Linked DNA regions of Homo sapiens: region 1 is linked to region 2. Evidence: read pairs that join two places in POLR2A ChIA-PET (ENCODE). Cell type or tissue: IMR-90. All regions are shown on one strand. Links, peaks and the distances in the headings refer to the core of each region. The heading gives the core; the rest is flanking DNA. Region 1 has its middle 17 kb from the start of UBE2K. Region 2 overlaps SMIM14 (small integral membrane protein 14).

Region 1 (8,335 bases), core at 25-8,024, 120 kb before region 2:
GTTAGTGTCTAAGTGCATGTTTTTGCAACTAGATGTCCAATTGTTCCAGCATTATTTGTGAAAAGACTATCTTTTCTCCATTGAGTTGCCTTTGCTCCTTAAAAGATCAGTTTACTGTATTTGCATGGGTCTATTTCTGGACTCTCTATTCTGTTCCATTGATATATGTATTTGCCTTTTCTTTCTCCAAAACCACACTGTCAATCCTTGTAGAATTGTTGTAAGTCTTTAAGTGTCTTTAAAGTCTTTAAGTGTTTCTCCAACTATGTTCTCCAACTTTGTTCTTCTTCAGTATTGTGTTGGCTATTCTGTGCTAGAGCATTTTTTAGAGCATTTTAAAATAAGGCTGCCCAAGGATCATCTGACTCAGAAAATGTAATTCCGACTAATAATTGATTAGGGACTAGATGCCTTCCAATCCTCTAACAGTAGAGCTTAATTTATAGAAATGAACAGGGATGCAATATTTTTTTTTTCTTTCTGTTGGTAGTGAGGATGACCATTTACAAAGGTTGTGTTTTATTGCCCCTTAGAACACTGATCAGTTTTAGGGCTGGGCGCTGTGGCTCACGCCTGTGATCCCAGCACTTTGGGAGGCCGAGGCGGCCGGATCACGAGGTCAGGATATGAGACCATTCTGGCTAACACGTGAAACCCCGTCTCTACTAAAAATACAAAAAATTAGCCGGGCGTGGTGGCGGGCGCCTGTAGTCCCAGCTACTCGGGAAGCTGAGGCAGGAGAATGGCGTGAACCCAGGAGGCGGAGCTTGCAATGAGCCGAGATTGCGCCACTGCACTCCAGCCTGGGCGACAGAGCGAGACTCCAACTCAAAAAAAAAAAAAAAAAAAAAAAAGAACACTGATCAGTTTTGTATCTAATGTAGCAATCCTATTTCGGCATTCCGAAATAGGATTGACTCTGTATCTGTATGATAATTTTAAAAATCAGTTTAACAATTATGTCTTCGTCTGTAATCCCAGCACTTTGGGAGGCCGAGGTGGGCGGATCATGAGGTCAGGAGATCGAAACTATCCTGGCTAACACAGTGAAACCCCGTCTCTACTAAAAATATAAAAAATTAGTCCCGCGTGGTGGCGGGCGCCTGTAGTCCCAGCTACTCGGGAGGCTGAGGCAGGAGAATCTCTTGAACCCTGGAGGCAAAGGTTGCGGTGAGCAGAGATTGCGCCACTGCACTACAGCCTGGGAGACAGAGTCAGACTCCATCTCCAAACAAAACAAAACAAAACAAAAAATAATTATGTCTTCGCAAAAGAAAACTAAAAGCTGGGTGCTGTGGCTCACACCTGTAATCCCAATACTTTGGGAGGCCAAGGCATGAGGATTGCTTGAGCCCAGGAGTTCAAGACCAGCCTGGGCAACACAGCAAGACCCCATCCTTACACACACGAAAAATTAAAAATTAAAAAATCAGTCAGGTGTGGTGGCACACGCCTGAATTCCTAGCTACTGAGGAGGCTGAGGTAGGAGGATGGCTTGAGGCTAGGAGTTCAAGGCTGCAATGAGCTATGATAGTGCCACTGCACTCAACCTGGGCAATAGAGCAAGATCTTGTCTCTAAAAAATAATACATAAATAAAACTTAAATAATTATCTCACAATAAACATTATCATTTTGCAGTACATACATTAAAAAAAACATGAAACTTTACTGAGAAGCCTTGAAAAAATAAAAGGCACATTTCCCTATCGGAAGACCCAAATTTTTAAAGATTTTCACATCTCTCTCAAATAATGTACAAATTTCATACCCAGTGGTTCACACCTGTAATCCCAGCACTTTGAAAGGCTAAGGTGCATGGATCACTTGAGACTAGCAGTTTGAGACCAGTCTGGGCAATATAACAAAATCCCACCTCTACAAAAAATACAAAAAATTAGCCGGGCATGGTGGCATGCTCCTATAGTCCCAGCCATTCAGGAGGATGAGGTGGGAGGATTGCTTGAGCCCAGGAGGTTGAGATTGCAGTGAACGTGATTGTACCACCGCACTCCAGCCTGCGACAGAGAGAGATCCTGTCTTTAAAAAAGAAAAATGGGTGGGCCAGGCGGGGTGGCTCACGCCTGTAATCCCAGCACTTTGGGAGGCTGAAGCGGGTGGATCACAAGGTCAAGGAGATCCAGACCATCCTGGCTAACACGGTGAAACCCCGTCTCTACCAAAAATACAAAAAAATTAGCCGGGCGTGGTGGCAGGTGCCTGTAGTCCCAGCTACTCGGGAGGCTGAGGCAGAAGAATGGCATGAACTCGGGAGACAGAGCTTGCAGTGAGCTGAGATTGTGCCACTGCACTCCAGCCTGGGCAACAGAGCAAGACTCCATCTCAAAAAAAGAAAAAAAAAGAAAGAAAAAAGGGCTAGGCACCGTGGCTCACTCCTGTAACCCCAGCACTTTGGGTGGCTAAGGCAGGAGGATTGCTTGAGGCCAGGAGTTGAAGATCAACCTGGCCAACAAAGTGAGACCCTATCTCTAAAAAAAAAGAAGAAAAAAGAAACACACTATTAGATATCAAAGTATACTTTAAAGCTGTTAATCAAACCAGGGCTGGGCGCAGTGGCTCACGCCTGTAATCCCAGCACTTTGGGAGGCTGAGGCAGGGGGATCACCTGAAGTCAGGAGTTCAAGATCGGCCTGGCCAACATGGTGAAACCCCATCTCTACTAAAGTAAATACAAAAAAAAAAAATTAGCCGGGTGTGGTAGCACAGGCCTGTAGTCCCAGCTACTCAGGAGGCTGAGACAGGAGAATTGCTTGAACTCAGGAGGCGGACATTGCAGTGAGCTGAGATCGCACCACTGTACTCCAACCTAGGCGACAGAGCAAGACTGTTTCCAAAAAAAAAAAGAAAAAAAAAAAAGAATCAAACCAGACAATATAGCCAGAACAGACAGAGACACCACTAATAAAGTTTTAATATGTGATAAATGTGGGATTTAAATTTGGTAGATAAATAATGAATTGTTTAATAAGCAGTGTTAGGATAATTTGGGCAAGCCAACAATATCTTCCACCCTACAACGTGCACCTTGAACAATGGCTATGTCATTGTATTTACTGCTTACCAGACATTACCAGAGATGCTATTTTCATGCTTCCATACCATTGCTTATGCTGTTCTCTCTGCCTGGAATTCTTTCTCCCTTTCATCCCCTTGTTGAAAGCCTATCCTTCTTTCAAGATCCAAATTAGTCATCTGTAGCCTGGGCAACATAGTGAGATTGCGTCTCTACAAAAATTTTTTTAGAAAAATTAGCTGGGCATGGGGGTGCACGGTTGTAGTCCTAGCCTCTCAGAAGGTTGAGGTGGGAGGATAGCTTGAACTTAGGAGTTCAAGGCTGCAGAGAGCTGTGATCTCACCATTGCACTCCAGGCAGGGCAACAGAGTGACACCCTGTCTCGAAATAAATAAATAAAAATAATCTGTGAAACTTGCCTGACTTCTCCAAACAAAGTTACATCCTCTTTCATGTGGCCACAACATCTGCCACATATCTCTACTGTAGTACTCATCATGTTCTGTTGCAGTTATTTATTTATATTTCTGTACCCTTTACTAGGCTGTAAGCATTTTATAATCAGGAACCAAGTCTTTTCATTGTTGTATCCTGATACCTAATACAAAGTTCTTCATAATGAGTGCTCAGTAAGTATTTGATATGATAGGGTTAATAATGAATGAAATTAAATGTGATGGTACTTTGAGAGTATAAAGTGATAAATAAATGAAAGGCTATCAAAAGCCCATGTGGTAGTCATGACCATGGGCTCTGACACCAGATTGCCTCAGTTTGAATCTTATCTCCCTACTTACTAGCTGTGTGATCTTGGGCAAATAAGTTAACTTCTCTATACTTGAGTTCCCCTATCTGAAATGGGTCTAATAGTGATTACTACATAGGATTATTAGGAGGATTTTAAAAGTTAACATAGGCCGGGCGCAGTGGCTCACACACTTTGGGAGGCCGAGGCAGATGGATCACCTGAGGTCAGGAGTTCGAGACCAGCTTGGCCAACATGGTGAAACCCTGTCTCTACTAAAAATACAAAAATTAGCTGGGTGTGGTGGTGGGTGCTTGTGATCCCAACTGCTCAGAGGCTGAGGCACGAGAATCGCTTGAACCCAGAAGGCGGAGGTTACAGTGAGCCAAGATCGTGCCATTGCACTCCAGCCTGGGGGACAAGAGAAAAACTCCGTCTCAAAAAAATAAAAATAAAAATAAAAACAAATAAATAAATAAAATTAACATAGACTTCTCCTTCTAGGAAGAAATTGAATAGATGCACTTTTCCCTATTTCTTCTATTAGTTGCAACTAAGATCCTTGGACATTGAATATAAAACAAAATATAAGAAGACACTTAAAAGTCTAGCAGAGAAAGCAGACCAGCTAGAGACCTTGATACCCAAAGAACAACATGGTACTGAGTTCCCTGGGTTTTCTTTTACTGCATATATCCCAGACTAGACACTGAAAAAGCAAGCAACCTAGAAACAGCAATGGCCACAGACAAAAAAGAAGGCATAAGAAAAGCCTGCACAAGCCCCGCCCTCCCCTCTCTTTTTTTTTTTTTTTTTTGAGACAGGGTCTCACTCTGTCATGCAGGCTGGAGTGCAGTGGCACAATCATAGCTCACTTCAGCCTTGAACTCCTCTTCCCTATCTCAGCCTCCCGAGTAGCTGGGACCACAGGTGCATGCCACCATGCTCAGCTAATTTTTGTATTTTTTGTAGAGACTGGGTTTTGCTATGTTGCCTATGGCTGGTCTCAAACTCCTGGGCTCAAGGGATCCACCCACCTCGGCCTCCCAAAGTGTTAGGATTACAGGCGTGAGCCACTGCATCTGGCTAAGTCTGCTGTCTCTAACCAAGGGCCAAATGATCAGGAAAGGAGTGGCCTAGCAAGACAGAAAACCTTTAGATCAAGCTTGTCCAACCCATAGCCCACAGGCCACATGCAGGCCAGGACAGCTTTGAATGTGGCCCAACACAAATTTGTAAACTTTCTTAAAAATACTATGATATTTTTATGCAATTCTTTTTTTTTTTTTTTTTTTTTTGAGACGGAGTTTCTCTCTTGTTGCCCAGGCTGGAGTGCAGTGGTGCGATCTCGGCTTACTGCAACCTCTGCCTCCCTGGTTCAAGTGATTCTCCTTCCTCAGCCTCTCAAGTAGCTGGGATTACAGGCACCCACCATCACGCCTGGCTAATTTGTGTACTTTTAGTAGAGACGGGGTTTCGCCTTGTTGGCCAGACTTGTCTTGAACTCCTAACCTCAGGTGATCCACCTGCCTCAGCCTCCCAAAGTGCTGGGATTACAGGCCTGAGCCACTGCGCCCGGCTCCTCTTTTTTTTTTTTTTAAGCTCATCAGCTATCATTAGTGTTATTGTATTTTATGTGTGGCCCAAGACAATTCTTTTTCTTCCAATGTGGCCCAGGAAAGCCAAAAGGTTGGACACCACTGCTTTAGATAATAGATGCTCTACTCTAGTAAAGCATAACAGAAGAAAACAAAACAAAACAAAACAAAACAAACAGAAAAACAAAAAAACCCAAACTGTGGCCACCTACATGATTAGCAGCAAAAGCCCACTGGAGAGCCTAGACTTCTATTCTTTCCAAGCTGTGATGTGTCAGCCCAGCTCTCCTGTAGGGTAGTGTTAGAGAAAGTCAAATGGAAATTGACTTTCATCTCTGCCTGGTGGTAAAGAATATTGAATGCCCCATGGTGTCAGTGGAGACCACACAGGGAGCCTGGACTTCCATCCACACCCGTCACCCTTCTTCCTTGTAAGTGATGTCAGAGGAAGCCTAGTGGAAAGTCAGGACCACTAGGTCCTTTCCCCATCTCTCACTGGTAACAAGGCCACACATATCCTTACTGTCTCAGTGGAGACCATGTGGGGAGCCAGCACTCTAATGAAATGTCCCTCTTCCACCCATAGTATCAACAGAGGAGAACCGGGACTTTCACCTGGTTCTCCTCTGTTGATACTGTGAGCGGAAGAAGGGACATTCTTCCACCCACCTTAACCCACCCTGTGTCAGAGGTAGGGCTGATCCCAACATGAGATTTAATTAAATAAATAAGATCTACTCCAAATACCCAGGTCTCAATTAAAAAGTCACTCATCAAAACCCAAGAAGATTTCAAAATGAATGAGAAAAAGACAATTAATAGATGCCAACACCAACATGTCACAGATGTTAAATCATTTGGCAAGGATTTTAAAGTAGGCATCATAAAAATACTCCAACAAGCAATTATGAGCATGCTTAATGCAAATGAAAAAATAGAAAGTCTTAGCAAAGAAATAGGAAATCTTAGAAAAGAAATAGAGTATATAAAAGAGAACCAAGTGGGAATTTAGAACTAAAAAAATGAGGCCGGATGCAGTGGCTCATGCCTGTAATCACAGCACTTTGGGAGGCCGAGGCGGGTGGATCACTTGAGGCCAGGAGCTTGAGACCAGCCTGCCCAAAATGGTGAAACCCTGTCTCTACCAAAAAAATTAGCCAGGTGTGGTGGCTGGTGCCTGTAATCCCAGCTACTTGGGAGGCTGAGGCAGGAGAATGGCTTGAATCTTGGAGGCAGAGTTTGCAGCCAGCCAAAATCGTGTCACTGCACTCCAACCTGGGCAACAGAGGGAGACTCCATCTCAAAACAAAACAAAACAAAACAAAACAAAAACACAAATAAAAATCTTAATGGGTGGGCTCAACAGAAAGAATGGAGAGAAGAAAGAATCAGTGAACTTGATGACAGAGCAGTTGAAATTACCTAGTCTAAACAACTGAGAAAAAATGGGTTTTTGTTAATTAACAGAAACTTGGGGACCTGTGGAACTGTAACAAAAAAATCTAAACTTCATCTCATAAAAGTCTCATAAAAAGAGGAAGAAAGCAGCGCTAAACAAGTATTTGAAGAAATAATAACTGAAAATGTCCAAATTTGGCAAACAAACCATAAACCTACAAATTAAAGCTGACTGAACTGAAAACTGGATAAACTCAAAGAAATCCATGCAAGGCACGCCATGGTTAAACTTCTGAAAACTGAAGACAAAGAGACATCTTGAAAGCAGTCAGAGAGAAATGAAACATTACCTCCCAGTGGGAGAAACAACTGGAATAACAGCAAATTTCTCATCAGAAACCAGAGGCCAGAAGGAAGATGGCACAACACTTTTGAATTACTAAGAGAAAATAACTGTCAATCTAGAATTTTATATCCAGAGACAATATCCTTAGATATGAAGGCAAATTAAGACATTCTCAGATAAAGGAAAACTAAAAATTTGTCACTAGTAGACCTACCCTGAAAGAATGGCCAATGATCGCCCCATTGCACTCCAGCCTGGGCAACAAGAGCGAAACTCCGTCTCAAAAAAAAAAGAAGTTCTCTAGACAAAAAGGAAATAGTAAAAGAGAACATCTTGGAACATCAGGAAGGAAGATAAAACATGGAAAGAAGAAAACTGTAGGTAAATACAATAGACTTTCCTTCTCTTGCATTTTCTAAGTTATGTTTGGCAGTTGAAGCAAAAATAATAACCCTTTCTAATGTGGTTCTCGATGTACATAGAGGAAATACTTAAGACAATTAAATCATAAATGAGGGAGGGTAAAGGGATGTAAAGGGAGGTAAGGTAAAATCTCAGAACTAGTGACTTGATTGTAGTGGTGGTTACACAAATCTACATATGTGATAAAATGACATAGAACTATGCACACGCATTGCAACAATGTCAAATTCCTTGTTTTGATATTGTACTGTATTTATGTGAGAGGTAACCACTGGGGGAAACTGGGTGAAGGGCACATGGAACCTCGCAACCTCCCATGAATCTATAGTTATTATAAAGTTAAAAATTGTAATCCCAGCACTTTGGGAGGTCGAGGTGGGCAGATCACTTGAGCTCAGGAGTTCGAGACTAGCCTGAGCAACATGGTGAAATCCTGTCTCTACTAAAAATACAAAAATTAGCTGGGCATGGTGGTTTGTGCCTGTAATCCCAGCTACTTGGGAGACTGAGAAGAGAGGATCACTTAAACCCAGGCAGCGGAGGTGGCAGTGAGCTGAGATTGCACCACTGTACTCCAGCCTGGGTGACAGAGCAACACTGTCTAAAAAAAAATTAAATTAAAAATTATTAAAAAGTTGGCCAGGCACGGTGGCTCACGACTGTAATCCCAGCACTTTGGGAGGCTGAGGCGGGTGGATCACGAGGTCAGTTCAAGACCAGCCTGGACAACATGGTAAAACCCCGTCTCTACTAAAAATACAAAAAATTAGCCAGGTATGGTGGCGTGTGCCT
Region 2 (8,335 bases), core at 241-8,240:
GATTTTTTGTTTGTTTGTTTGTTTGTTTGTTTGGGGGTTGAGACAGGGTCTGTCTCTGCCACCCTGGCTGGAGTGCAGTTGTGTGATTACAATTCACTGCAGCCTTGACCACCTGGGCTTAAGTGATCCTCCCACCTCAGCCTCCCGAGTAGCTGGGATTACAGGCCTGCACCACCACACTCAGCTAATTTTTTAATTTTTTTTGTAGAGACAGGGGTCTCACTATGTTGCCCAGGCTGGTCTCAAACGCCTGGGCTCCAGGGATCCTCCTGCCTCGGCCTCCTAGAGTGCTGAGATCACAGCCATGAGCCACTGTATCCAGCCAAGAACAGTTTTAAGCAGACTTTTCTGGCAGCAGTAAGCAAGAAGGAAAAGCTGCAATAGGAACCAAGCTAGGAGATAGTTAAGGGAACTACGAGTCATATTACTATTGTGAGATTCTAAAAAAGAAGTGGACATTACTATTTGGTTGTTGTTGTTGTTGAGATGGAGTCTCACTATGTTGCCCAGGCTGGAGTGCAGTGGCACGATCTCGGCTCACTGCGACCTGTCTTCCGGGTTCGAGCAATTTTTCCGCTACAACCCCCCAAGTAGCTGGGATTACAGGTGTGCACCACCATGCTTGGCTAATTTTTGTATTTTTAGTAGAGATGGGCTTTGGTAGAGATGGCCAACACCATGTTGGCCAGGCTGGTGTTGAATTCCAGACCTCAGGTGATGCACCTGCCTTACCTTCCCAAAGTGCTGGGACTACAGGTGTGAGCCACCGTGCCCGGCGTGAGATTCTAAAAAAGAATCAGGGATCCTTTGTCTAGAAATAAGAATTAGTAAACTTGGAATCTGAGGTTTAACTCTCTTAAGCTTCAGAATTTTTTACTTGCAAAGAATATTAAAAAGTCATGGCTGGGCATGACTACTGACTGACACCTGTAATCTCAGCTCTTTGGGAAACCAAGGCAGGAGGATTGCATGAGGCCAGAAGTTCAGCACCAGCCATTTTGCCCAGGCTGGTCTTGAGCTCCTGAGCTCAAGGGATCTTCCTGCCTTGGCCTCCCAAAGTGCTGGGATTACAGGCATGAGCCCCATCAGGTCTGGCCTTAACTATTATTTAAAATAAAAATAATAGTATAGGTTGAATATCCCTAATCTGAAAATTTGAAGTGCTCCAAAATCTGAAACTTATTCAGTGCTGACATGATGCTCAAAGGAAATGCTCATTGGAACATTTCAGATTTTGGATTTTAGGATTAGGGCTGCTGAACCAATAAGTATATTGCATATATCCCCAAATCTGAAAAAATCCGAATTCTGAAACACTTGTATTCCCAAGCATTTCACACAGGGAAACTCAACATGTATTTGCTTTTAAAAAAAAAGAAAAAAAAATCACTCTGGAAACAATATAGAGCACAGGGGAAGCAGGAGTAGATATAGGGAGATCCCTTAAGAGGCCACTGCAATAGACCAGATAAGAGGTTATGGTAGCTTGAGCAGGTGGGGACATGGAGCTAAAAGTGGGCAGATACAAGTGATATTTAGGAGGAAAAATTGCAAGAAACTTCATGATGGATTAAATACAGGGCTGTTGAGAAAGAAAAAAGGTGTTTTCTTAGGTTCTGCCCTGGGCAACTGGATGAACAGAGATCCAGTTTGGTAGTTGGGGTGGAAGGGGGTAGGGCGGGGGAGATGCTCATGATTTTTGTTTGGAATACTAAAGTACTGAATATGTTAAGTGGAAGGTGGGATTTCTGCATTTTGTTTTGTTTTGTTTGAGACGGGGTCTTGCTCTGTCGCCAGGCTGGAGTGCAGTGGCGCGATCTCAGCTCACTGCAACCTCTGCTTCACGGGTGATCTCTTGACCTCGTGCTTCCTGGATTTCTGCATTTTTAAGAAGTTTTCAGTTGACTCTGATATATACCATAGTTTAAGAACTATTGATGTTGGCTGATTGCGGTGGCTCATGCCTGTAATCCCAGCATTTTCGGAGGCCAAGGCAGATGGATCACCTGAGGTCAGGAGTTTGAGAACAGCCTGGCCAACATGGTGAAATCCCAGCTCTACTACAAATAAAACCCAGGAGGCAGAGGTTGTAGTGAGCGGAGATCGCGCCACTGCACTCCAGCCTGGTGACAGAACGAGATTCCATCTCAAAAAAAAAAAAAAAAGAAAAGAAAAGAACTGTTGATATAAAGAAAAAGAGAATTATTGATGAAGGAGTGTCCAACTGTTAGACAATGGTAGTGACACAGAAGACAATGGAAGAAAGTGTTTGTTTTTGTTTTTGTTTATGTTTTGAGACAGTGTCTGGCTCTGTTGCCCAGGCTGGAGTGCAGTGGTGCAATTACAGCTCACTGCAACCTCCACCTCCTGGGCTCAAGCCATCCTCCCACCTCAGCCTCCTGAGTAGCTGGGACCGCAGGCACACACCACCACACCCGGCTATTTTTTTTTTTTAATTTTTTGTAGATACGGGTTTTTGTCATGTTGCCCAGGCTGGTCTCAAACTCCTGAGTTCAAGGGATCTGCCCGCCTTGGCCTCTCAAAGTGCTGGGATTACAGACATGAGCTGCCACGCCCGGCCTGTTTAGCTGTTTCTAGGGAAGTGACTGGGTTTGGAACAGAGGCTACATTCCTATCCATCCTGCTCTTAGGCCAGCTCAGCTCTTTTTAATATATATTTTGTACTAATTTGTTTGCCATAAGACTTCGTTGCAGCAGGGCCAGCGCAACTCTTAACTTGACTTTGTCCGCTTTTATCACTAGCCTTTTGGCCTCAGCAGTGCCACCAATTCCTTCCCTTTTGTGGAATTGAGCCCTGGACCCACTGACCCAATGCAGTGTATCAGATTAGTTTCAACATCTTATCTGGATTTCTTTTACTTTTTCCTGAGGCAAGGAGATCAAAACCAAACAGCTGTGGTCTTGACAAGCTGTTTTAGTAATCACCTAGGGATACTACATTTTCCTCTAGAAATCTAATCTATAATTTTTATTTCTTTTTCTTTTCCTTTCTTTTCTTTTTTTTTTTTGACAGGGTCTTGCTCACTCGCCCAGGCTGGAGTGCAGTGGTGTAATCTGAGCTCACTACAACCTCTGCCTTCTGGGTTCAAGCAATTCTCGTGCCTCAGCCTCCTGGGTAGCTGGGACTACAGGCTCACGCCACCCCACCCAGCTAATTTTCGTAGAGATGTTGCAGTCTCACCAATGCACCTTCATATATTGGTTTCTCTTGTGAGGTATCACCCTGAGTTCTTTGTCTCGCCTCTAAAATGATTAAGGAGCATGGTCACAAGGGTGAAGTTGGAGCGAAAATGTAATAAGCAAAAGGAGAAAGCTCTCTGCAGAGAGGGGAGTCCAAGTGGATAGCTTGGTTACAGCTGAATGCAAAATGCTTTTATAAGAAACTGCAGCCAGGCGCGGTGGCTCATGCCTGTAATCCCAGCACTTTGGGAGGCCGAAGCAGGCAGATCACGAGGTCAGGAGTTTGAGACCAGCCTGGCCAACATGGTGAAACCCCATCTCTACTAAAGATACAAAAAGTTAGCCAGGCATGGTGGCATGTGCCTGTAATCCCAGCTACAGGGGAGACTGAGACAGGAGAATTGCTTGAACCCGGGAGGTGGAGGTTGCAGTGAGCTGACATGCCATTGTATTCCAGCTTGGACGACAGGGCAAGACTCTGTCTCAAAAAAACAAACAAAAAAAAGAAACTGCTCTCCTCCTTGTAACTGATTGAGTAATTTTTCTTTTTCGAAAAGCTGTCTGTGCAACTCCCTTTTTCCAGCTGTGGGATTGTTTCTAAGCACAAAGCACAGCTTCTCTTCTTTGTATAACTGGGTTTTTTTAGGTAAGCCCACTCCGCCCTATGCAAGTTCCCACGGAGCCCACTGTGTATATGCCTGAAAAGGGGAGGAAACTTTTTCCTGGGAGCTCACTGATTGTACAAAGAACAAAAAGGCTTGTTTGCTTTACTGGCTGCTTATCTGTCCAGGCTTATCTGTGCAGCTGCAGCAGCTGTGATTTTTCAGGCAAGCACTTCTAGGGGCCCAGCCTTAACTGTTTACCTAATGGATTTTTCCTTTTCTTCTCCCTCAGAGATGGGGTTTCACCATATCGCCCAGGCTGGTCTCGAATTCCTGAGCTCAAGCAATCCACCCATCTTGGCCTTCCAAAGTGCTGGGATTACAGGCGTGAGCCAGTGCACCTGGCCATTTTTATTTCTGAAAATTGAGTTCTCTAATATACTTCAATAAAAAATCTACGTTTCATTTATTAGAAATTTGTTAACCTCATATCATGGGTCAGGCACTGTGCTAGGCACTTGTTATTTCAAATTAAATAAGACGTGGCTATGTCAAGGAACCAGGAAAAACTGATGCCTGTATACGCACATACATCCCTGTCTAGCATTTTTCTCTTGATAAATAGAAAAAATTGATAGAAGAGAAAAATTGATAAAATTTTAAAATATCTAGATCTGAATTCAACTCCTTTGTGTGAAAAAGAAGGTCAAATTAATCTCTTTGGTTGAGACTGTAATTCAAGGGGTCTTTTAATGTATATATTACGCAGCCCAGATGTCCCCTTTCTTTTTCATGATGCCTCTGTAATTAAGAAGCAGATTTTTCCCCCCAAAGGAGAGTGTTTTTTCTGTGGTCTTAACTTGGATTCATATGGATTCGTGGCTTTGTGGGTTCTTAAACCTTCCACAATTATATACAAAATTGTGGAATTTGGTATACATGAGTGCTTTTCATATTTATTTTTAATCCAGAATGGATCAAAAAGAACAATCATGAAGGATGTAGGTGCCAGACACAGGGCAGAAGGTAGCTAGAAAAGTAGATCTTAGGGAAGTTAGGGCCCCTAGCCTCATTAATCTACAAACATGGCATGGCCGGCTTGCCTTGCAAGACCTCAGTTGAAGACCCCATGAATTCTTAAAATGGAAAGAGTTCTTAATTTTTATCAAATTCTCAAATGATTCTGTTACCCCAAAATATTAAGAATTATTATACTATTAAAAAATGTGTTAGAGACTAGTCCAGGCAACATAGTGAGACGTCGTCACTACTAAAAATTTTAAAAAAAATTAGGGGTGTGGGGCAGGACACAGTGGCTCACACCTGTAATCCCAGCCCTTTGGGAGGCCAAGGCAGGTGGATCACCTGAGGTCAGGAGTTCGAGACCAGCCTGGCCAACATGGTGAAACCCCGTCTCAACTAGAAATACAAAAATTAGCTGGGCATGGTGGCGCATGCCTGTAATCCCAGCTACTCAGGAGGCTGAGGCAGAATTGCTTGAACTTGGGAGGCAGAGGTTGCAGTGAGCCAACATTGTCCCACTGCACTCTGGCCTTGGCAACAGAGTGAGACTCCATCTCAAAAAAAAAAAAAAAAATTGTTAGAGACCAGCCCAGGCAACATAGTGTCTCTACTAAAAATAAAAATTAAAAATTAGGTGCATGGGGCATGGTGGCACACACCTGTAGTCCCAGCTACTCAGGAGGCTGAGGTGAGAGGATCCCATGAACATAGAAGGTTAAGGCTGTAGTGAGCTATGGTTGTGCCACCGCACTCCAGCCTGTTTGATAGAGCAAGACCCTGTCTCAAAAAACAAAAACAACAAAAACTTACTAAGTTTTGGTTTATGACTATTTAACATCATTTACTTTTTAGATGTTCTCACTGGGGGAAAGGGAAATTGAAGATATAATATGTACTTTTGTAATTTATCAATACAATTTTTATATTAATACAGTAATTGAAACTGACATTTAAACATTAGAATTTGTTTTTACTTTTAACAATATTGTGAGCATGCTACATTTTTTGTTTGTCTTTAGTACCGGGACCCTCTGGTGATAATGGCATCAGTGTTACAATGATCTTGGTAGCCTGGATGGTTATTGCATTGATCTTGTTCTTACTGAGACCTCCTAATCTAAGAGGATCCAGCCTACCTGGAAAGCCAACCAGTCCTCATAATGTAAGTGTTGCAGATTTTAAATGCTTTTTGGGTAAGGGAATGTATGTGGCCTGGGGCAGGGAAGGACTTGGTTTTGACTAAAACACCTAAATTAGTTAAATTATATTTAACTCATAGAGTATTCTACCTATGTAGTTCTATTAAATATTGCAATTCCAAGATTTAATTGACAGCTTAATCTTTATGGAGTTAAATGCAGAAAGAAGCACAGACCAGAAGCCCAAAATTAATTTGAAAATGAATTCCAATCCTTTTTTTTTTTTTTCAGACAGGGTCTTGCTGTGCCGCCCAGGCTGGACTGCACTGGTGCGATCTTAGCTCACTGAAGCCTCCACCTCCTAGGCTCCCACCTCAGCCTCCCAAGTAGTTGGGACCACAGGCATGCACTAGCACACCTGGCTAGTTTTTTGTATTTTTTTGTAGAGATGGGGTTTTGCCAGGTTGCCCAGGCTTGAATTCTAATCTTTACTCACATGAGAAGCATCAAAAATAATCCATTTCATAATCCACAGCAATATTGCTCAAGTCTCAATCCTCCACTACCCAGTTCTGTCCACCTCACAGTTGATCCCTTGCCTCTCATGCTTCCAGCCCCTAAACTCTTAGTAGCTTTAGTTGAAATGTTTGACCCCCTTCTGTCCTAGCTATTCAGTAGAGACACTGAGCCTGTCTTATTTTATTTTCCTCATTTTCCCATCCTATTTCTCTCAAACCCATTTTCCATTTCTGTACCACAGTAAATCAGCTGAGCTGGCAAAAGGAGAGGTCGGAATCATTCATGTTGATAAATCTTGATAGTCATGATTACAACCATTTTTAGAACCTTCTAAATTAAAACTATGATAAAGTGACCCAATAGGGAGTTTTCAGGACTATCTTTAAGAGAACCTCTGTTGGCCAGGCACTGTGGCTCACGCCTGCAATCCCAGCACTTTGGGAGGCCAAGGGGGGCGGATCACCTGAGCTCCGGTGTTCAAGACCACCCTGGGCAACATGGTGAAACCCTGTCTCTACTAAAATACAAAAAATTAGCCAGACATGGTGGCATGCGCCTGTAGTCTCAGCTACTCAGGAGGCCGAGGCATGAGAATCGTTTGAGCTCAGGAGGCAGAGGTTGCAGTGAGCCAAGATCACACCACCACACTCCAGCTTGGGCTACAGAGTGAGACTATGTCTCAAAAAAAAAAAGAACCTCTGTTAAAGGATTCCTTTTAATCCTTTTCAGAACCAGTATTTATGTTTTTTTTTTAACACTGAATTTGAATATTATCTCTTTAAAAATATTTCCATGAGGCCGGGCGCGGTGGCTCATGCCTGTAATTCCAGCACTTTGGGAGGCCAAGATGGGCGGATCACCTGAGGTCAGGAGTTCGAGACCAGCCTGGCCAACATGGTGAAACCCTGTCTCTAGTAAAAATACAAAAATTAGCTGGGCCTGGTGGTGGGCACCTGTAATCCCAGCTACTCGGGAGGCTGAGGCAAGAGAATTGCTTGAACCCAGGAGATGGAGGTTGCAGTGAGCCAAGATCGTGCCATTGCACTCCAGGCTAGGCGGTGAGAGTGAAACTTCGTCTCAAAAAAAAAAAAAAAAAAAAAATTCCATGAATTTGCCAGTTACCTCTATTTAGCCATTCTACAAATGTATACATATTTCAAAACATGTTGTATATGACAAATATATACAATTTTTATTTGTCAATTTAAATAAATGTTAAAATTTATAATTAAAAAACTATAAGGTAATAGAGCATCAAAAAAAAAAAAAAAAAAAAAGGAAAATTTCCATGATAGATTTGCTTGTTTTTGTTGTTTTTTTTTTTGAGATGGAGTCTCACTCTGTCCTCCAGGCTGAAGTGCATTGGTACAATCTCAGCTCACTGCAGCCTCTGCCTCCCAGGTTCAAGTGATTCTCCTGCCTCCACCTACCGAGTAGCTGGGATTACAGGTGCACGCCACCACATCTGGCTAATTTTTGGATTTTTAGTAGAGATGGGGTTTCACCATGTTGGCCAGGCTGGTCTCAAATTCCTGACCTCAAGTGATGTGCCTGCCTCGGCCTCCCGAAGTACTGGCATTACAGATGTGTGTCACCACACCTGGCTAATTTTTGTATTTTTAGTAGATACAGGGTTTCGCCACGTTGGCCAGGCTGGTCTTGAACTCCTAACCTCAGGTGCTGTGCCTGCATTTGCCTCCCAAAGTGCTGGTATTACAGGCATGAGCCACCATGCCCGGCCAGATTCACTTGTATACCAAATTATCCCACTAATTCTCTTTTCCAACCTTTACCTTGTGGAATTCCTAAAATAATTGTTTCTTTTCTCCAGTGTTGTGGTGTTGATATCAG

Evidence for each region. ChIA-PET counts read pairs that join two places held together with the same protein. Peaks named below come from ENCODE experiments on the same cell type or tissue, not always from the same donor. Only the 100,000 strongest peaks of a DNase experiment are listed, where the experiment ranks them.
Region 1: POLR2A ChIA-PET joins it to region 2 with 20 read pairs; 5 of 35 experiments call an interaction of 5 or more read pairs at or near these places.

The regions. Positions count from the first base shown.
Region 1 is chr4:39,677,466-39,685,800 of GRCh38, reverse strand. No RefSeq gene overlaps it. Among named protein-coding and RNA genes, the nearest start is that of UBE2K, 17 kb to the left of the region's middle. In IMR-90, for the core only: no CTCF peak of the experiment used is centred there; no DNase peak of the experiment used is centred there.
Region 2 is chr4:39,554,081-39,562,415 of GRCh38, reverse strand. SMIM14 (small integral membrane protein 14) reads left to right here. Exons shown (of 5, transcript NM_174921.3): 4 at 5,846-5,988. The region is part of intron 2 of UGDH-AS1 (UGDH antisense RNA 1); the gene reads right to left. Among named protein-coding and RNA genes, the nearest start is that of UGDH-AS1, 30 kb to the right of the region's middle. In IMR-90, for the core only: no CTCF peak of the experiment used is centred there; a DNase peak (open chromatin) is centred at 4,025; H3K27ac peaks cover 1,676 bases.